Linked DNA regions of Homo sapiens: regions 2, 3 and 4 are each linked to region 1. Evidence: chromatin loops called from intact Hi-C (ENCODE). Cell type or tissue: mammary epithelial cell. All regions are shown on one strand. Each heading gives the region's core, and the rest is flanking DNA. Links, peaks and the distances in the headings are about the cores only.

Region 1 (5,476 bases), core at 681-4,680:
GTACCAATGGAGCCCATGGCTTGAGTGGAGCAGAGGGTGGGGGATAGAGGGTGGGGGATAGAGGGAGGGGAATAGAGGGTGGGGGGTGGAGGGGGATAGAGGGTGGGGGATAGAGGGAGGGGGATAGATGGTGGGGGATAGAGGTAGGGGGATAGAGCATGGGGGATAAAGGGTGGGGGATAGAGGGAGGGGGATAGAGGGAGGAGGATAGAGGGTGGGGGATAGAGGGAGGGGGATAGAGGGTGGGGGGATAGAGGGAGGGGGATAGAGGGTGGGGGATAGAGGGAGGGGGATAGAGGGTGGGGGATAGAGGGAGGGGGATAGAGGGTGGGGGATAGAGCATGGAGGATAGAGGGTGGAGGATAGAGGGAGGGGGATAGAGGGTGGCAGATAGAGGGTGGGGGGATAGAGGGTGTGGGATAGAGCATGGGGGATAGAGGGTGGGGGATAGAGGGAGGGGATAGAGGGGGGGACAGAGGGAGGGGGATAGAGGGTGGGGGATAGAGGGAGGGGGATAGAGGTAGGGGGATAGAGCGTTGGGGATAGAGGGTAGGGGATAGAGGGAGGGGGATAGAGGGAGGGGGATAGAGGGTGGGGGATGGAGGGGGGATAGAGGGTGGGGGATAGAGGGTGGGGGATGGAGGGGGATAGAGGGAGGGGATAAAGGGTGGGGGATAGAGGGAGGGGATAGAGGGAGGGGGATAGAGGGTGGGGGATAGAGGTAGGGGGATAGAGCATGGGGGATAGAGGGTGGGGGATAGAGGGGGGGACAGAGGGTGGGGGATAGAGGGTGGGGGATAGAGGGTGGGGGATAGAGGGAGGGGGATAGAGGGTGGGGGATGGAGGGGGATAGAGGGAGGGGATAAAGGGTGGGGGATAGAGGGAGGGGATAGAGGGAGGGGGATAGAGGGTGGGGGATAGAGGGAGGGGGATAGAGGGAGGGGATAGAGGGAGGGGGATAGAGGGTGGGGGATAGAGGTAGGGGGATAGAGTGTGGGGGATAGAGGGTGGGGGATAGAGGGGGGGACAGAGGGTGGGGGATAGAGGGAAGGGGGATAGAGGGTGGGGGATAGAGGGTGGGGGATAGAGGGAGGGGGATAGAGGGTGGGGGATAGAGGGAGGGGATAGAGGGTGGGGGGATAGAGGGAGGGGGATAGAGGGTGGGGGATAGAGGGAGGGGGATAGAGGGTGGGGGATAGAGGGTGGGGGATAGAGGGAGGGGGATAGAGGGTGGGGGATAGAGGGAGGGGGATAGAGGGTGGGGGATAGAGCATGGAGGATAGAGGGTGGAGGATAGAGGGAGGGGGATAGAGGGTGGCAGATAGAGGGTGGGGGGATAGAGGGTGGGGGATAGAGGGTGGGGGATAGAAGGTGGGGGATAGAGGGAGGGGATAGAGGGGGGGACAGAGGGAGGGGGGATAGAGGGTGGGGGATAGAGGGAGGGGGATAGAGGGTGGGGGATGGAGGGGATAGAGGGTGGGGATAGAGGGTGGGGGATAGAGGGTGGGGGATAGAGGGAGGGGGATAGAGGTAGGGGGATAGAGCGTTGGGGATAGAGGGTAGGGGATAGAGGGAGGGGGATAGAGGGTGGGGGATGGAGGGGGGATAGAGGGTGGGGGATAAAGGGAGGGGGATAGAGGGAGGGGATAGAGGGAGGGGGATAGAGGGTGGGTGATAGAGGTAGGGGGATAGAGCGTGGGGGATAGAGGGTGGGGGATAGAGGGGGGGACAGAGGGTGGGGGATAGAGGGAGGGGGGATAGAGGGTGGGGGATAGAGGGTGGGGGATAGAGGGTGGGGGATAGAGGGAGGGGGATAGAGGGTGGGGGATAGAGGGAGGGGATAGAGGGAGGGGATAGAGGGAGGGGGATAGAGGGTGGGGGATAGAGGGTGGGGGATAGAGGGAGGGCAGCCTTGCCTCTGATTGCTAATGGGAGGCAGGCTGGGGTGGGCTCCAGTGCACAAGTCCTGGCTTGCATGGCTCAACTCCCTACAGTGCTGAGGGAGGCGATGCTGGACTTTCTTACCAGGACAGGTGAGGGTGGGGGCTTGAAAGGGGTCAGGGGCCAACCATTAAAAATGGAATCAGACTCTGTATCACAGCAGTGATGTAGAATATTAAACTCAGCTCTCAGGACACCAAAACCACTAGGGGGTTTCTACCCCACAGCAGCTGCCATATACAACACGGTCATGGAGACACACACAGACCATATGCAGGCAACAGCTTGCATTTTGAATATTACTCACCACTGTGAGTCCTGGGCTGCATCACTCCTCACTGGTGAGCCTGTCTCCTAGGCACTCTGGGGATGATCAAAGTACCTGTATTGTAGGACTGTCCTGAGAAGTAAATGAGAGATGCTTAACTTAGAGCCTGCTGTGTTGTAAATGCATAAACATGGAACTCAGTTAATCATCATTCACTCAACAGCATCGGTCTATCTTCCTGCCCACAGGGTTCTGCATCCAACCTCAGGCAAAGGTGCAAGTCATGGGGGTTTCCCAGTGAGTGGAATGGCCTGATGGGCGTGTCATCTCTACTCCTCCATGGCTGGGAAATGTGGATGAGTCATTTGCTTAGCAGGACTTTACTGAGCACTTTGTGTTTTTGTTTTGTTTTGTTTTTGTAATTGTGTGTGCTAGGCACTGTTCTAGGTGCCACAGACACAGCATGAAACAAGATAGGCAAGATTCCTGCCTTGGGCAGTGTACATCCCAGTGGGATGAGTCAGTGATGCCCATATTCACAAATGAATAAGCAAGGTGGCTTAAAACAATATCAGTTTGCTGTCTTATACTTTTAGAGGTCAGAGTCTAGAAATTAGTCTGTGTGGCTGAAATCAAGCTATCAGCAGGGCTGTGTTCCTGTTGGAGGCTCCAGGGGAGCATCTACTCCTGGCTCTGTGTTCCTGTCGGAGGCTCCAGGGGAGAGCGTACTCCTGGCTGTGTTTTCCAGTTTCCAGAGGCCACCTGCAGTCCTTTCCTTAGGTCCCTCTGCCAGCACTCCTGACACTCTAACCTCTGCTATTGTGGTCACCTCTCCTCTGACTCTGACCCTCAGTCCTTCTCCTTATTAGAAAACATGATTACACAGGACTCACACAGATAATCCTGGGTGATCTCCCAATTCAAGGCACTGAATCACATCTGCAAAGTCCCTTTTACAAAATAACATGTTCAACAGCTCCAGGGACTAGCCTATGGACATTTTTAGGAGCCCTACTACACTTGCATATTGCAAAACTTTGTATATTAAACCTATGAAAAATGAGTTCAAATCAAAATCACACATCCAAATGGCCTACAATCTCCAGGAAGATCAGATACATGGGTCAAAAGGAAGAGGCATAGCAATGGAAATTTATATTAATTTGCTCAAACTGACATAACAAAGCTCCACAGACTGGGTGGCTTAAACAGCATAAATGCATTTCCTCACAGTTCTGGAGGCTGGAAGTCTGAGATCAAGGTGTCTGTAGGGTGACTTTCTTCTGAGGCCTCTCTCCTTGGCTTGTAGGTGGCCGTCTTCTCCCTGTGTCCCCACATAGTCTACTCAGTGTCTGTATCCTAATCTCCTTTTTTTTTCTTTTTTCTTTTTCTTTTCTTTTCTTTTTTTGTTTTTTGTGATGGAGTCTCACTCTGTTGCTCGGTCTGATGTGCAGTGGTGCAATCTTGGCTCACTACAATCTCCGCCTCCCAGGTTCAAGTGATTCTCCTGCCTCAGCTTCCAGAGTTCACAGGCACCTGTCATCACATCCAGCTACTTTTTTTTTTTTTTTTTAGTAGAGATAGGGGTTTCACCACATTGGCCAGGCTGGTCTCAAACTCCTGACCTCAGGTGATCCGCTGGCCTCAGCCTCCCAAACTGCTAGGGTTACAGGTGTGAGCCACCGTGTCTGGCCTAATCTCCATTTCTTATAAAGGCACCAGTCAGATTGGATTAGGACCTGCCATAACAACCTCATTTTTATTAAATTACCACTTCTCTAAAGACCCTCTCTTCAAATACAGTTATATTCTGAGGTCCTGAAGGTGAGAAGTTGAACATACGTATTATGAGCACACACAATCCAGCTCATGACAGAACCCAGAGCAGCAGAGTGGGCTGCAGTGACAGGAGGAGGAACTGATCTGTCTAAGGGGGCGACAGCTCCAGCCAGTGGTCACCCCATAGAAATGTGGGCTTCTGAGACATAATAGTCTCCTGGATTTTCAACAGAAGTCCAATGAAAGTTTTCATTTTGTTTGTTTTTGTGTATGTTCTTGCTTACTGTTTAAATAAGCCATCCTGGGTTAGCAACCTGCATACCCAGACTCTCTCTTATCCCTCTGGACACGCTGTGGGAGAAGAGAGGGGGCTTCTTTTCTCCTGCTTTGTCTCCCCTCCCTTCCATCCAGGTTGGTGATGAGTTGTAGAGGGAGAAGATAGAAGATGCAAGAAAGAGGCTACCTGCCTAGGACTGGCATGAGATGGTGCAGGTGCTCTCTGGGCAGGGCACATGTTGAAAGCAGCTGTTTTTGCAAAACATCCCCATACAAAAAAAGGAGTAGAGGCCACCACCCTTGACTCGTCCAGCTCCTACACTGGACTTTGACTTCCATGAGGGCTGCATAGAGGCTGACTTTTGACTCTAACCCCTGGGATGGGCACAAGGCCAAGCCACAGACAGAAGTCAGTAGATACCTGTTAAATTTATGAATAAGTCAAAGAAATGCCTTGGAAAGAGAAAGATGTTCTATCAGGAAATAACCCCCTGAGAAATCTTGCAGGTCTGCACGTGCGCTGAGGCTGAGGGGCCTCTGGGACTTCAGTCAAGGCACCCAGATGAGTCGGTGGCACCCTCTGCCTGCTCTATCTTGATGACAATGAGAGGGATGATCTCAGTTTCCTCTCTGAGCAAGAGAAACACAGATTTTAAAGGATCCAGCAATCTGTGTTGAGAAACTACTTACAAATGACTTGTTTTCATTGGTCTGTATAGGAGTATCAAAAGCTCTTCAATTTCTTCAATAATTTCATCAGAATCCACTAATGAGATAGCTGAACCAAGATATGGGAATTGCAATCAACAAAATCAGGGAAAAGGAAAAGCTCTTTGATTTACTCACATTTGTTCCTTCCTTTTTCTGCAGTCTTATTTGAATGGGGACAGCTAGCTAATGACTATTCCAATTCTGCCAAAACCTGAGAACGATGCCAAAATTCAACTGACAAAATATTAACAAGATACAACTCTAAGGAAAGGTTGGCAATACAATTACATGCACAAAGAGTAAACAAATGCTAGCCTTTCTCTCTAATTGTCGCATGAGAAGACATTCCATGGTTTCAGGCACATAAGAGCTACTTCAGGAATCAAAGGCTCACTAAGGAAGAGCGGGGATTTGTGATGTAATAGGAAACATTTCCAAGCCTTCATTACAGAGCAAGGGAAAACTGAGATTCCTCAAGCATCATGAAACGAGATCTTCCCC
Region 2 (4,670 bases), core at 1-4,000, 110 kb after region 1:
GCTGACATTTTTCCAGGGACTGTCTTTCATCTAGTAAGTTGATTGCTGGAGTATAAAGCTAACTAAATGTGTCTAGATGGTCCTTCCACTCAGAAAGCCACACGTGCGCCTCCTGCCTCCTGTCTCCTGCCAGTTGTTGTATAGAAAGGTGGTCTATGTGTGGCTCTTGGTTAGATGGGGTCAACGTGAGTGTTCAGTGGTGCCAGCACCAGTAGCCATGTCTTAGCCACATCATCCTGGTGAAGTTTATGGTTGTATTGCTAAACTACGCAGGCCCTCTTGGCTCCTGCTAATTCTCTGAGCCATAGTTTACTTTGCTTTTCTGTAAATTCCAAGAGTCGATTCCATTTTGTGCTTATTTTATCTTATGCCAGTTTCTGTTAGATCAAAAATCAAAGAAGCAAACAACAATGACAAACGAGACAACCTCTGGATGAGACATGGACAGGGAGCCTCATTTTTCCTAAATCTGCTTTCACTGACAGAGCGCTCATTAGCTCCCAGGGCAGTCTGGTCCAGTTTTGGAAAGCTTTTGTGATATTGTTATTTTAATCTTAATTTCTAGAAACCCACAAAATAAGTATTGTTTACTTTTCAAGTATTAGCTCCAAGTTTCCTGAATAGTTTGAAATTACATAAATTTGAGCATGTATCTCTGGAAGAAGAGAAAGGAGGGTTGGATAAATAAATAGGCAAAAATTCTACCACCATTCTACTCAACCAACACCCCTCAGTGAGCATGAAGTCAGTGAAGGCTCCTCCAATGCTCAGAGATTTTTTTATTTTATTTTATTTTTGCTACCACTTGGCCCTCAATGCCAGTACTCCTCTGCGTTTAGAGCTCGGCTACAGAAACGGTGATTCACCACAACACTGGATCGGAAGAGGGTTGGGCTGGGCTTTGTCGGAGATTACAGAGGTTTCCAAAGAAGTTTTTGATTACTTCCAATTTTTGCCTTCAATGCTGACAGGTTTTACCCTCGCCCCACTAGGATTCCTTGATTCTAATGAGGGTCCCCTCCCCAGCTCTCCCTCTCCATTTGTCCCAGGCACTTCATGATCAATATCCCTCACACTCGGGTGAGTGGATGCACCACGAGCAATCATTTCAGATGCTCAGGGTCAGCCATCGCTAATATCTCCCCTCAGAGCTACCCATTGCTTCCTCTAAACTAGCTTAATATTGTGTTTTTAAAAAATGGAATTACAGGTGATGATACTGTTGGGTTTTGGTGGATTATTTGTTGAGTGTGTGTTTGTGTGTGTGTGTGTCGTCAGCTGTGCTCACTGATAAGAAAAAAAGAGGCCACCTGGCCATTTGTTTGGCAAAACTCCTAAAAATCCTATTTAGAGCCAATCCTTGAGCTGAGTCCAGGAACATCAGGATACTCCTCCGATTACTGCTATTGACACCCACCATTTAATTGGCAGTGATGATGGGCACAGTCTATGCTAAGCACGCTTACTTTACCTCATTTATTCCCTAAGTCACATCCATGAGATAGTGCTATAACTGTTCCATGTCATAAATCAGAAGCTAGGCTTTGAGGGGTTGGATAACTATGCCTAAGTTACACAGCTGTAAGTTTTCAAGAGTCAAAAATTAACCCGCTTCTTCATAATCCTGGAGGCCTCTCTTAGCCAAGAGTTCAAACTCAAATGCACACAGGGGCCAGGTGGTGACAGGTGGGAATTAGAGGAGGAAGACAGTGTCAGAGGCCAGCCTGAGGTCTGAAGCCCCTTCTCAGCTCCTGCTAATGAATTCTATGGCCATGAGATCCCTGTGGCCAGATCGTCCTATTCTTCAAGAAAGTCCAGAAATTTAGGTTTTACTCTGGTACCTTTTAAAGTTTAAATGTTGGTACCACAATTTGCCACAGAAAAGAGAATGAAGACAAAAGAAAGGAAAATAAAATAAAATGAAGATAATAGAAAAGAAAATTATGTAAAGAAAATTCAGCATACTTAGAGTTGCATTTGGCCATCAGCTCCAATCTGCCAGGCCTGGGTTACAGCCCTTGCCTGAGGCCAGGGAGGGACCAGGTATCCTTTATTTGTCAAGGTGTCCACTGTACATTGCACAGAGCCTGCCACGTGGGAGGTGCTCATTAACACATGTGGAATGCATGAGTGCAAGAAAGATGGTGAATATGACAATGAGTAATTGCAGGGTAGAAATTCAAGCACGTTCATCAGCAGCTATCCTGGGAATTCCACGGCACATTCTGTTCTCTAAGCACAGCTATTCTAACTATAGATGGCCAAGATTGATCGTTCTCTCAAGGGCATGGCAGAATCGTTTGCATTGGGTCTTTTTACGTTAATTTAAATTTCTTTCACATTTTGCCTATTGTGCTAATGCGCATTTACAAAGAAAGCAATAAACAGATGTCTCTCAGCACCAAAGAGCTTTAATCTTTCACACAACTTTAATTTTATTTTCCTGTTTAATACTCTTCAGTAAATATTGTGAAATACAGACTTCAGTCCAAATAATCCAATTTTACTGGAAACTCTGAAGAGTTGATACTGAGGACACACCAGCTTGACCAAGCTAAACGAGTCACACAGCCACTATTTAAAATGTGTTCTGTGGCCATATGATTGTCCAAAAACACATCCAAAGAAAATGTATTCAAAAGAGACTTTTATTGAGTTCATCCAAGCATAAAAGAGCAGTAAGAGCAAGAAAGGCTCAGCATTGACCTTGGCATGACCTTGTGGCCACCATGTTGGTGTCTCAATGCCAGTGCTCAGGGAACATTGGGGATATCCCTGCTGCCCCTCTGGATGAGATAATACATTCAGGATCATTGGTCCATAGATGATGGGGTCCCCTGCTGAAATTCCTACAGGGGCCAGGAAGGAATATGAATGAGTAAGAATGCTGGGGAATTTTCTTCAGGATACATTTTTTGGAATATTGAGCACATAGCCATCTCTTTCGCTTTCATAACAATAAAGTCTGAGGTCTCCCACCTTTCTGGAAGCAACTGGTTCTCTTCATCTTGTTTTTGTTTATTCCTTTTTGATAAATACATGAAACAGGAAATACTTCACTTTTTTCTTAACTCTATTACTAGAAGAAGTAAATAAAATGGCAGAGTCATGATAGTGAATGCAATCCACACCAACATAGTATTAGACGGTAAACAATGGTGTGAAATGTCCTTCCAAAGTCAGCAGCCACAGGATTAGACAGTAAGGGATGACATGGATTGTCCTTCTAAAGTCAGCAGCCTCTCTTTGTGTTCCACAGATTTTTACCAGACAGAAACAAGTGTCAGTGGGATCAGAACTTCTACAATTTCCAGAGAAAACTAAAATCTGGACTTTTACATAAAATATTATGAATTTTAAATGTTGTCAATAATTCCCTTTCTAAAAACACTTCCTGACAGAACAGGACCACTCACACAAAACACATGGGACCTTTGTAGTAATTTTCTTTCTGAGCATGGCTAACTTACTTGATACGCATATCTCAAGAAAGCGTATTTTATTCTAATGCTTGCTCACTCATTCATCCATGTATTCCTTCCAAAAATATTTACTGACCAGACCTCTGCAACATACACCCTGCCAAGAAGAACAAGAATGGGGTTCACATCAGTGCCCTCAAAAGCTCATATTTTGATTAGGGACAAATTAATGAAGCAGGTGCCCATTGTATGGGGCAGGGACTGCTGATAGGGTGAGCACAGGGATGAGCAAGTGATGGATGGGGAAGCTACCACCCCACTTGGAGAACCAGTGTTGGCCTTCATGGGCAGGCCAAGCCAGTAGGACCATCTGAACTTCCTGGAAATTTAAATTTTTGATACACTGAAACTGGAAGAATGAAGGTTATCTTCTATTCTAGCTATTTTAACACAGAAAAGGAAAGAGAAGAAGAAGTCATAGTAGCAGCAGAAAGCTATAAAAGAGGAATCTTATCTCACTTGTATTGGAGGTGGTTTATGCGAAGCTGGGGGAGAATAGAAAGAAAAATGCACAGGAGCTCACACCTGTAATCCCAGCGCTTTGAGAGGCCGAGACGGGCAGATCACCTGAGGTCAGGAGTTCAAGACCAGCCGGACCAACATGGAGAAACCCCATCTCTACTAAAATACAAAAAATAAATAAATAAATAAATTAGCCAGGCATGGTGGCAGGCGCCTATAATCTCAGCTCCTCGGGAGGCTGAGGCAGGAGAATTGCTTGAACCCAGGGGGCAGAGGTTGCAGTGAGCTGAGATCAAGTCACTGCCCGCCAGCCTGGGCAAAACAGCACAGGGCAAGACTGCCTGTCAGAATAAAAAAAGAAAAGGTAAGATGTATCATAAGCTGGACTACTGGGCAGTCACTGCACAAGTCGTATGTTACTTTCTTAGCAATCAAAAACAGGCTAAAAGAATTCTCAGCTGTTAAAAGACAAGATATAGGTGTTCCTTCACTCACTCACTCATCAGCAAATATTGATAGGACAGACTCTAGGTGCTCATTTTTGTTCTAGGTAAAGTGATGGATGGACTAAAACAGCAACAACAAGATACTTCCTTCATGAAATGATGAAATCTACAGTCTAGTCAGGAGACTTGGGAGATAAAAGCACTGAAAATAAACAGATATGGAAGTTTCAAATAAAGACTAAAGAAGCAGGTGATGCATGGACACAGGGAGGGGAACAAC
Region 3 (5,476 bases), core at 742-4,741, 230 kb after region 1:
CTTAACAGAGTTACTGGCCTCGAGTACATTTTCAACAAGTGGTAATAGTTATTATAAGTAATAATACTACTTTGCCTCTTCCTCAGAGGAAGAGGTCTTAGTCCTGGTAAAATATATAGGGACCCACTTATGTTAAATGGTTCCTGTTCACCCACCATGTCTCTGCAGCAGTAGGCAGCCCTGGCCTGTACTTGAGAAGTTAGTAGTACTCTCTAAACTGAGCTCCATCTTGGCAGGTAACCCACAAGCTTCCTAAGGACCTTTGCATGAGAGGGGCACTAGGTAGCTTTGGCTTTTCACATCCTGTGCCCTAATGACACAGAGATAGTCCCAAGCTTCTCAGGACCCTCTTGCCTTGCAGCCAGCAATTGCATATTCCAAACTGCCCTGGGTAAGCACCATCATCCACTGTTCTACAGTGCTATTTAGGACCCAGAACGAGTGGCCTCATCCACAACTGGGGAGGGCCTGCACGGGTCTTTCATGTGCATCATCTGACACTGTTGATGAGGGCATCATTCTCTAATCCAGCTATCCCCTGCTCCCTGTGCTTAGGGAAATGAATTTCAAAGCCAGGACTGCTGGTGGCTTCCTCATAAATGGGCAGTTCCAGGCTCTGGGCCATTCTTGGTCCTGAGAAGCCACAACAGTGACCAACCTATATTCTTTGGTTCCAGACCTTAATGAACTGTCAGGATTTAGAAAGCCCACATATTCACGGAAGAGCAGATATCATTTTCTGGGTGGTTAAGTGGGCCCGCCAGAGTATCCTTGTTTTCACTAAACTACTACTAACGTCAAAAGAGCCTGAATCTTTTATCAAGCTGTCAGTCCTCACTCTTTCCTTTCCCTGCCTTGCCCCACATCAGAACCCACAAGCAAAAAAGTCTGTGCACTGCTTCTCGTGGTGCTGGCATGAAGTTTGAACCACGTATGTCCTGGCAACACAAGGAAGCCCCATCCTAACCAGCATATAACCCAAGCTGGCCATCTATTTCTGTGCTCCCAAAACATTTATGCAGCTGCTTGTAAGCCTGCCCTGATCTCCTCTGAAAACTTTGTTATGTAGTAAATCTTGTTATTCCTTCCTGCTTTGTGTGTGTTGGTGGAGGTGGAGGGAAGTGGGGGTGCAACCAGCGCCATTGCCTTAATTTTAGGAAAGTGATGGGTTTCTCACTTCCACTGTTGGGTCAAAAGGCTACTATATGTCTGCTAAAAAGGGATACTGGAAAATGTTAGAATTATTAAATACACAGTACAATCCAAAGGAGTGTCTGTTCTTTACCAATCATAAAGGTTGAAAGACAATTAAAGTTTTCTCTCTACATGCTTCAGTTTTATTTAACACTGGGCTTGTTCACTGTGTGAACTCGTAGTACCTTCTGGGATGATTCTTCTCAACCTGGGGACACCCTCAGCCTTCACGGCTTTCCTTGTAAGACTCCACCGGACCTGAACTATCCAACCTCTGATGCAGTGTTCCTCTCAATGTTCAGAGCTTCCCCGGAGCCCCAGCAGACCTGCCCATACACCCACTCTCTGCTCTCATAACACCCGAGACTGGCCTGGTAGTGACCGCACTACCACAGTAGACAGAATTGCACTCACATCGTCAAGTGTGTTCTTGGTTGCTTCGTGTCAGCCTTCTGTTGGATCATAGGGACGGGGCTCTTTGTTCCTTTTGCTCTCCATTCCATCCTGCAGCCCAGCCTTGGGACTGGCGTCTACTAGATGCTCATTTAACATTCATTAAATGTTGTTGAATGAATGACTGTTCTGGGCCACTGCAGGAAATAGTACATTCCCTAAAGGGTATTCAGTGCAGAAAAGCTGCACTCTTTAGGGACTTGGGAGCTTTGGCTCTTTAGGGACTCGGAAGCTTTGGCTTTTCAGATCCTGTGCCCCAATGACATAGAGATAGTCCCTAAAGAGCCTATGCAAATTAGAAAATAGTGCCTTTTCCATCCCTGACAAAATTGTCCTTATATATCAATTTGGGTAGAACAAGACACTTTCTTGCCATCTTTTGTACAGCTGTCCTACTAAATTCATACATCTACAATGTCTAGGATGTGAATTACATTGCCTTAAACATGTCCATGGGCAGTGCACAACCTGCACAACCTTACTCAGCAGTCCTGAGTGTGTTCAGACATGCTTAGGCTGGGCGGACACTCAATTGGGACAGAACCTGATCCTACTGCAGCCAAGCTGGATGGCCCTGTGCCCCTCCACTGACCTCTACTGGAGGAATGTGCTCATGATTCCCCAGGCCATCCCTATGTGGCTTTATCTACTGAGACATTTTACATTCTAAAACTGTAAAATGGATTTCAAGTAAAATCACACCAAGTAGCTACTAGCTAGAAGTTCATCCACATCGTGAGGTTAACCCATCATCCAAAAAGCAGATGCCACAAATCTTTTAGGGAAATACAACAGTGACATTCTGGGAAAAGTGAGCTGAGCAAAGGGAGGAAGCCCCTTCTGGTGAGGGAAGGCATGGGGGGGATCCAGGGAGTATGATGAGGTGGCTTTTGCAAGGCGACTTTTGGTTTTCCTAGGATGGGATTGCATCATACAATGACTCTCTGGGGTCAGAACTGTGCTTTGTCTAGATCACGGCTCCAAACTATGCTGCCCCCATGACGTGATTAGACACGGAGCGAGGCTAAGGCAGCTCCACCCCTGCCCTCCCCAAAGCTCAGACCATAGGGCACCCCGCTCTTCATCTCTCCTGAGAAAATGTGCAGTCATTCACGGTGACCCGTGAGCCTCTAGGGATCCAATACTCTGCATTAGTCCAGGAGAAAAACACAAGCAGGTGACTTTCTTCATCTGCATTTTCACCAGGAGTTTAGAGTCAGTTACAGGCAATAAGGTGCCATTATCTAATATAGTGGTCATTATTTTTTTTTCTCATTTTTACCTGAGGAGAAAATTACACAGGTTATTTTATGAGGTGAAGTTTTAAATGATCTTTGGTATTAATATATAATACAAAGTGACAGCCTCTATTACTGCAAGGAACTGAAGAGAAAATTGGAAGTTTACTTCTTACAGAGGAACCTGGAGGCCCATAGAAAGGCAAAGGAACCATTTGTCGTTCTTGACAGAAATAGCTTTTCTCTCATTTGAAGACACAGACTTTACAGTCACAAACTGAACTGTGGCCATTCATTTAAAAAGTCTTATATAGACACGCAGGTTTGAATATGATTTTCAAAATCCAAATTTTTCCTGAAAAAAAAATGCTTCCACAATGCAACATCCAACATTATTTCCACATTTTTACACATAGGATACTTTTGAATTTCATAAATGACCCCATTTTTAAATTTTAAGTAATGCAGTTCATTGAATAATTGTCAGTACTGTAGGTCAGGAGTTTAAAAGGAACCAATAGTGCCTATTCTATTTAGTAAATATCTTGACAAGCCATAGAATCTCTGTTGCAAATACTAAATTCTGTTGTAGCTGAAAGCAGCCATAGGCAATACATAAAAAAAGAGACATGGCTGTGGTCCACGTATTAGTCCGTTTTCACACTGCTATAAAGAATATTACCTGAGACAGAGTCATGATAAAGGAAAGAGGTTTAATAGACTCACAGTTCTGGCCGGGCACAGTGGCTCACGCCTGTAATCCCAGCACTTTGGGAGGCGAGGCCGGCGGATCACAAGGTCAGGAAATCGAGACCATCCTGGCTAACACGGTGAAACCCGTCTCTACTAAAAATACAAAAAATTAGCTTGGCGTGGCGGCTTGCGCCTGTAGTCCCAGCTACTCGGGAGGCTGAGGCAGGAGAATGGTGTGAACCTGGGGGGTGGAGCTTGCAGTGAGCCGAGATCACGCCACTGCACTCCAGCCTGGGCGACAGAGCAAGACTCCGTCTCAAAAAAAAAAAAAACAAAAAAAACCACTCACAGTTCTACCTGACTGCGGAGGCCTCAGGAAGCTTACAATCAAGGCAGACGGCAAAGAGGAAGCAGGCACCTTCTTCACAAGGCTGCAAGAGGAGAGGAGTGAGTGAAGGAGGAACTGTCAAACACTTACAAAACCATCAGATCTCATGAGAACTCACTCACTCTCATGAGAACAGCATGGGGGAAGCCACCCCCATGATCCAGTCACCTCCCTCCCTCAACACGTGGGGATTACAATTTGAGATGAGATTTCAGCGGGAATGCAGAGCCACACCATATCAGTCCAATAAAACTTTATTTACAGAAACATTGTGGACCAGACTTGGTCCATGGGCTTTAGTTTTCTGGCCTCTGCCAAAGATGAATGTTCCTCCAACCCTCCCAGAATCAATTCTCCTGTAAAATTTCTGGTCTCCATTGATTGCAGCTCTATATTTTCTGTTTGTAAAAGAAAAAAGAATCTTGATTTCTCATTTTTTTTACACCTAAGATGATATCCATCAACAAATCTCATCTCTACCTTCATGAATTAAGAATCTGAACACTTCTCACCACCTCTACCTCCAGAGCTTCCTCCCTGACTCAAGCCCTTGTCATCTTTGCCTCAATCACTGCAGTGCACTCCCTAGTATCCCTAGCTTTTGCCCTTATTACTTGTCGGCCTTTGCTTGACAGCAAAGTAATCCTGTTAAAACGTCTATCAGCCTCTTCTTCTCAACCCATGTCACACACACAGTCAAAGCGTTTATAGAAGTGGAGTCTATAATGTTCAACACAGTCTCTCCCTGTCTCTCCTACTCTCAGACTTATCTCCTCCTTCTCCCCTTGGTCTCACTGTTCTCCCTGGTGTTCCTTTAACACACCAGACACGTTCCTGCCTCAGGACCTTGGCACATGTCACACTGTCTACTGAACTGCTCTTTCTCCAGGTGTTGGCAGGATTTCTTTAACCATTTCCTTACATTTTTAGTTGACTTTCTCAGGGCAACTTCCCTGAAAAATGAATCTTTACATATCAAAATATTATTTTGTGTTTCTCTGCTTTATTTTACTCCTTAGCAACTTGTCTAACAGTCTATATATTTATAGATTGGGTCTACTTTCTTTCTATACAGAGCCAGGGATTTCTGTTAATTTTTTTCTTTTCTATATCCCCAGTTCCTAGAATAGATGAGGTGCCCCATTGATAGGTGTTGAATGAATGAACAAATGAGTGAACAATATTGTTAACTATGCAGACTGGATACTGAAGCTCCAGGTAATTCTTTTTTTTTTTTTTTTTTTTCAGATGGAGTTTCGTTCTTGTTGCCCAGGCTGGAGTGCAATGGCATGATGTCAGCTCACCGCAACCTCCACCTCCCAGATTCAAGCGACTCTCCTGCCTCAGCCCCCCTAGTAGCTGAGATTACAGGCATGCGCCACCACGCCAGGCTAATTTTTTGTATTTTTAGTACAGACCGGGTTTCTCCATGTTGGTCAGGCTGGTCTCGAATTCCCGACCTCAGGTGATCCACTCGCCTCGGCGTCCCAAACTGCTGGGATTACAGACA
Region 4 (5,476 bases), core at 629-4,628, 110 kb after region 1:
TTCCAGGTGGGCACCTGGGCCCCATTGTACCCGTGCTTTCAGAAGTGTGTCAGTTTTCCATTCCTGCCTGAGAAATTACCATATATGTCATTGGTTAAAATGCTCATTTCATTATCTCACAGTTTCACCAGGTCAACAGCTTTGCCAGGCTGGGTTCTCCCTCTAGGGTCTTGCAAGGCAGAAATCAAGGTATTGGCAAGGTGGCATTCCTCACTGAAGGCCTTGGGGAAGAATCTTCTTCCCAGCTTATTCAGGATGTTGGCAAAATTAATGTCCTTCTCATGTTTTCCACGTGACCTCTGCGTCTTCAAGCCAGCAAGGACACATTTAATCCTTCTCATGCTTCAAATCTCTCTGATTTCCTCATCCTCTCTCAGCCAAGAGAAAGCTCTGCTTTTAAGGGCTTTTGTGATGACATTGAGCCCACCTGGATAAGCCAGAGTTATCTCCCTATTCCATGGTCACCTAATTAGTAATCTTAATTATATCTGCAAAGTCATTCTTGCCATATAAGGTGACATCTTCAAAGGTGAGATGTGGAGGGAAAAGGTCAGAGAGAATAAAATTCTGCCAACCATAAGAAGATACTGGACATTTACACTTCATGTAAAATTTCTGAATTTTTAATTATTGGCTAATAATTCAAAAAAATTTTTTTTACCAGTTTTTTATCTAGAGGGTCTACTTGTTGCATCTAGACATACTTCGCAGTACAACCTCTGCTTCAAAATACATTGACACCAGTTGAATCCTAAATAAAAATGCCAATTTGGGTACTGAAATCACATGTCAGTGCTTGGGCTTAGGGGTTGGTATTATCTCAGGAGCATAACACAGTAAAGATCTCAGCATTTCACTGTCCAGGGCAGCACAGTGGGGGCTGCAGCTGCTGCTCCATAGAGTCATTCAGGGCCCCAGGCTCTTTTTTTTATATATACATATATATGTGTATATGTATATATACAAGTGGAGCATCCGCCCCTCTTGTTATCTTTACTTTAACCTCTGCTCCTAGACCAGGGTCTGGGAATGGTAGGCATTCAATAATCAATTAATTATCTTAGCTGATGAATAATCAGTGATTAATGAATATGCCTCATAAATTCTCTTATATTTATTGTCAAACTCTGCTTTTTTCCTTAAAGTTGCCAACCAGTCTGATTTTTCAAGAGAAGCCAAGTATCAAAGTTTTTAAAAATAAAATCCCACAATGTTAAAATAGAAGTGGCAAAATAAATTTTTATATTTACATGTGTGCAATTTCTTTATATTTGCAATTCCTTGGGATTTCTTGTTTGTGATTTGATGCTTTTTTGTTTTATTCCAAAGCAATGTGGCTATAATATTTAATATAATTCTCATTGCAGGAAACAAGAGTCATTCATTCACAAGATTCACTTAATATCTGTAGGAAGGGAGTTATTAGTGAACATCAAAGAGAATTGTCAGAAGTGAGGAAGGGGTTCTAATCTGAGCTTTTAAGGACAATTCTGAAAAGGATTCTGTGTCATCCAGGGAAGAGACTCTCATAGGCTCTGCCATACCTGAGAAGCTTCCCCAGCTAGTCTCAGAAGGGTTGCCATGTTTCTACCACTCACATCAAAAAAAAAAAAAAAATGAGCAAGGAGATGATGGCCATCAATTTTCTCATGTATTCAGCTTCCATATTAAAAACTCTCACACTTGCCACTCAAAATTATATGCTAATCTGTGAAGAAAAAGTAGACACAGCAGGCCCAAGACTGCTATTGAAACTGCCATTGCAAAATTATAACTGAAACAGTGAAAGAAATCAGACCTGACCAAGTCCATCTTACTTCTAGCCTCCAAGCTGTCCTTGTTCATTCCTAAGCATAGGCTGAACTAACTCTGGGAGGAACTTTGTTTATAGTTTATAGTATAAACCGAAGACAATAACGGCCCTTTCCCAAAACAAACCCCCTTCTTACCTGGGGACTAGACTGCCTTTTTAGGACTCACACATTAGCCAAAAGATGAGAAGTTACGGTTTAGGAGTCATGCAGCTAGAGGCCACAAGATTCTGACCCTACCCGAATTGCTCCTGGGGATAACATCACTATTGTGAAACCTAAGACCAGTGCTTGAGGTATTTTGCAGACCCTATACGTGATGGATCAGCTGGCACCACTCAAGTCAATAAACTGGCTCATCTGATATTGTGGCTCCCACCCAGGAACTGACTCAGCACAAGAGGACAGCTTCAACTCCGTATGATTTCATCTCTGACCAAACCAATTGGCATTCTTGACTCACTGACTTCCTCTCGCCCACGAAGTTATCCTTAAAAACTCTGATCCACGAATGCTCAGGGAGACTGATTTGAGTAATAATAAAGCTCCAGCCTCCCACATAGCCAGGTCTGTGTGAATTACCCTTTCTCTACTGGAATTCCCCTGTTTTGATAAATCAGCTCTGTCTAGGTAGCGGGCAAAGTGGACCCTTTGGGCAGTTACACTATCCTTAGAGATGGCGGCTCGAGATGCTTCTCCATTGGCTGGCATCTGGTAACCTGGATTTTGGGTAGGTACTCACATTCTCAAAACTGATACAAGGGGCTTACCTTGCCTAAACAACATGGTCCTCGTGATAGAGACACTAGACAGGGAAATTCTGGGCAGAAAAGGGCAGGTCTCTGGCAAGGGCCCCACTCTCAAGCCTGGAACTGTGGGCCAAAATGAGAAGATGCATTCCTATTTTTAGTGAAGTAAGTGAAGTGAGTAAGTGAAGTTTGCCTCTGCCGTCACCGAAGTGGCCAACTAGCTCCAGCGCCCACACTCCAGTTCCTGTCCATGAAGGGGACAGGGAAAATGTTCTGCTTCACTTGCTGAATTCCTGCTTTCCTTCCAGGAGTCTGGAATTTTGCTGCGCGCCGGGCAGAGGGTTCCTATGTAACTGGCTTCCATGTGCTTGAATGTTGCCTTTTCCAAAACCACCCATGGCCTGCCCCACCCCATATCCTGTGCCATAAAAACCCCAGGTTCCACCTGCAGAGAGTGGAGGAGAAGAGGATAAGCAGCTGGACGTTGGAGACTACAATTTGATGATGGAGAGAAGCAGCTTGACTTCAGAGGGATTGCCTGACGGCATTGCTTCTGAACGGAGTCTGGGGGAGGAACACCTTCCCACTCCATCCCCTTTCCAGCTCTCCTTCCTGAGAGCCACTTTCATCAACAATAAATCCTCCCCATTCACCACCCTTCAGTTCATTCATGCGACCTGATTTTTCCTGGACACTGAATAAGAGCTTGGCTGCCACGGATGTGAATGCTAAAGGCTGTCACAGTGACTCTCTGGCCTTGCTGGTGGAGAGCAACCACTTCATGTGAAAAGGCAGAGGGCCCACTGAACTGTTTAACACTTAAGCCATCCATGGACAGCAAGGCCAAAAGAGAGCACTGTAACACACGCCCTCCAGGGCTTCGAGGGTGGTGGGTATCCCCCTAGATACTGCCGCAGGCCCTGCATGGAGTTTTGTTCCTGCTGGTGCCCAAAGGCACTCACCCCACCTCCTGCGCCCACTCACCTGCATGCTGCCTCTCATAAGGGGTTGAAGCAATGGGTTTGAGTAAGTGAAGTTTGTCCCTGCTGTCACCGAAGTGACCAGCTAGCTCCAGCACCCACACTCCAGTTCCCGTCCATGAAGGAGTCAGGAAAAATGTCTGCTTCACTTGCTGAATTGCTGCTTTCCTTCTAGGAGTCTGGAATTTTGCTGCATGCCGGGCAGAGGGGTCCTATGTAACTGGCTTCCAATACAAGCCCTGGGCATTGAATTTCCAATGGAACTAGCGTAGATAATATTTCAAGTGTGTAGTCATGATTTGAGGCTGGGGGAACGAAGAGTGTCTTGAGTGTCTTGTAGTCACAATTTGAGGCTGGAGGAATTAAAAGTGTTTACTACAAAGAGAGAAGACTCTTCAAAATTTTAGCCTGGTTTTCTCTGGACTTCACCACATGGGCCGTTTCCTCTTGCTGATTTTGCTTGTATCCATAATAAATCATAGCTGGAGGTAAAACTTATATGCTGAGTCCTGTGATGCCTCCTAGAAAATCACCAAACCTAAGAGTAGACCTCCAATGCAATATCCTTATTGCGGGAAGCCTGGGAGATGTAGGTTATTTGTTTGTTTTTCTATTCCGTATTGCAGAGTTGGGTTTAAATATGGAGTACTATCAATACATATAGTGAATGTGTGGCTCACATTGATATAGGTCATAAAATCTGATTCCCTTTTGTTCCGGGTATTCATTTAGACTGCATTTTCCATCCTCCAATGTAGTACGGTGGGCCTTGTGACTGGGGTCTGATGAATGAAGTTGGGGTGAGGAGTCATGCCTATTACTCCCAGGTTTGGACCATAATATCCTCCCATGTGATCAATCTGTGCTCCAGCTGTGCTCTTACCCATGCACTGGCCAGATGTGTAAGTTCTAGCTGAGGTCTGCCAGGATACAGGATGGTGGAGCCATGTGATGGAAGGAGCTTGGGCCTCTGAGTGACTATGCAGAGCAGAGTGATGGTTGCATCTCCCTTTCTAACCCACAGCAAATTAGATGCTATCTTAACCTTTTGGATTAAGCCCCTGGGATCTGAGGATTTGTCTATTCCTGTATTTCACGTTTTCCTAACTAATTCAGAAAAGTCCTGGGTAATAGATAGATACTCCCTAAGTGAACAATACAAACTCCATTTCATTAAAACTTCATTCCCTGAAGAAACAGGAAAACTCCATAAGCCTTAAAAAAACAATTTCCATCACTTCTAAATTCAGTCTATTATACTTCAAAACAATGTACAGTGTGCGGTCTTTATAATGACACTGTGACATTTGTGGTGATGTTAATATTTCTGAATTGGGATTCACTAAAAAACAAACAAACAAAAAAATAGGTTCCAGAATGTAATTGGTTAAATAGTAAACAATGTTTCTAACCAAATTTTCTTCAAAAGCATTGTAAAAATCTATAAAGTACACCAAACTTCATTTATTACTTGCTTTATTACATATTGAAATGTTTGCATATTTAAAACCTTACATGTCAGATTAAATAGTTTATTCTTTGTGGATCATTTGTTTTATTGTGTGTTAAGGTAAGAAAAGGCAAAAAAATCTGACATTCAATCTAAAATGCTACTTGATACAAATATGTAAGAGTCTCAAATACAATGCTTCAAGGAATATAACCTGTAGATCTGTGTTTCTCTCCTCTACAGCTGCCAAAGAAGGCTGTTGTAATATAATCATAATTGGCTCTTTCCTGTGAATGAAATTTCTAATTGAATTATGCTTCCAGTTCTTATCCAGATCTCTTATCACCTTTCAGAAACCAAAAGAAGTATCTTGAAAGATTGATAAATTCTTAAAAGAGCACCTATTAATTAAAACTGATGTCTTCAAGAATGGGATCATTTGCCTTCTGGAAAATCACAAATCATATTAGCTCTAACCTGCTTAGA

The links. Peaks named below come from ENCODE experiments on the same cell type or tissue, not always from the same donor. Only the 100,000 strongest peaks of a DNase experiment are listed, where the experiment ranks them.
Region 2: a loop joins it to region 1, with 6 times the contacts of the local background. A loop is called at or near these places in 1 of 110 quality-filtered maps.
Region 3: a loop joins it to region 1, with 11 times the contacts of the local background. A loop is called at or near these places in 1 of 110 quality-filtered maps.
Region 4: a loop joins it to region 1, with 8 times the contacts of the local background. A loop is called at or near these places in 1 of 110 quality-filtered maps.

The regions. Positions count from the first base shown.
Region 1 is chr12:127,123,491-127,128,966 of GRCh38, forward strand. All of the region lies in intron 2 of LOC107984449, which reads left to right. Among named protein-coding and RNA genes, the nearest start is that of LINC02405, 66 kb to the left of the region's middle. RefSeq lists enhancers at 2,316-3,515, 2,381-2,450. In mammary epithelial cell, for the core only: no CTCF peak of the experiment used is centred there; a DNase peak (open chromatin) is centred at 2,651; H3K27ac peaks cover 2,611 bases.
Region 2 is chr12:127,239,119-127,243,788 of GRCh38, forward strand. No RefSeq gene overlaps it. Among named protein-coding and RNA genes, the nearest start is that of LINC02376, 43 kb to the right of the region's middle. In mammary epithelial cell, for the core only: no CTCF peak of the experiment used is centred there; a DNase peak (open chromatin) is centred at 2,123; H3K27ac peaks cover 2,537 bases.
Region 3 is chr12:127,353,037-127,358,512 of GRCh38, forward strand. No RefSeq gene overlaps it. Among named protein-coding and RNA genes, the nearest start is that of LINC02375, 16 kb to the left of the region's middle. In mammary epithelial cell, for the core only: a CTCF peak has its summit at 2,245 (motif pointing left); no DNase peak of the experiment used is centred there.
Region 4 is chr12:127,228,818-127,234,293 of GRCh38, forward strand. No RefSeq gene overlaps it. Among named protein-coding and RNA genes, the nearest start is that of LINC02376, 53 kb to the right of the region's middle. In mammary epithelial cell, for the core only: no CTCF peak of the experiment used is centred there; a DNase peak (open chromatin) is centred at 2,214; H3K27ac peaks cover 2,670 bases.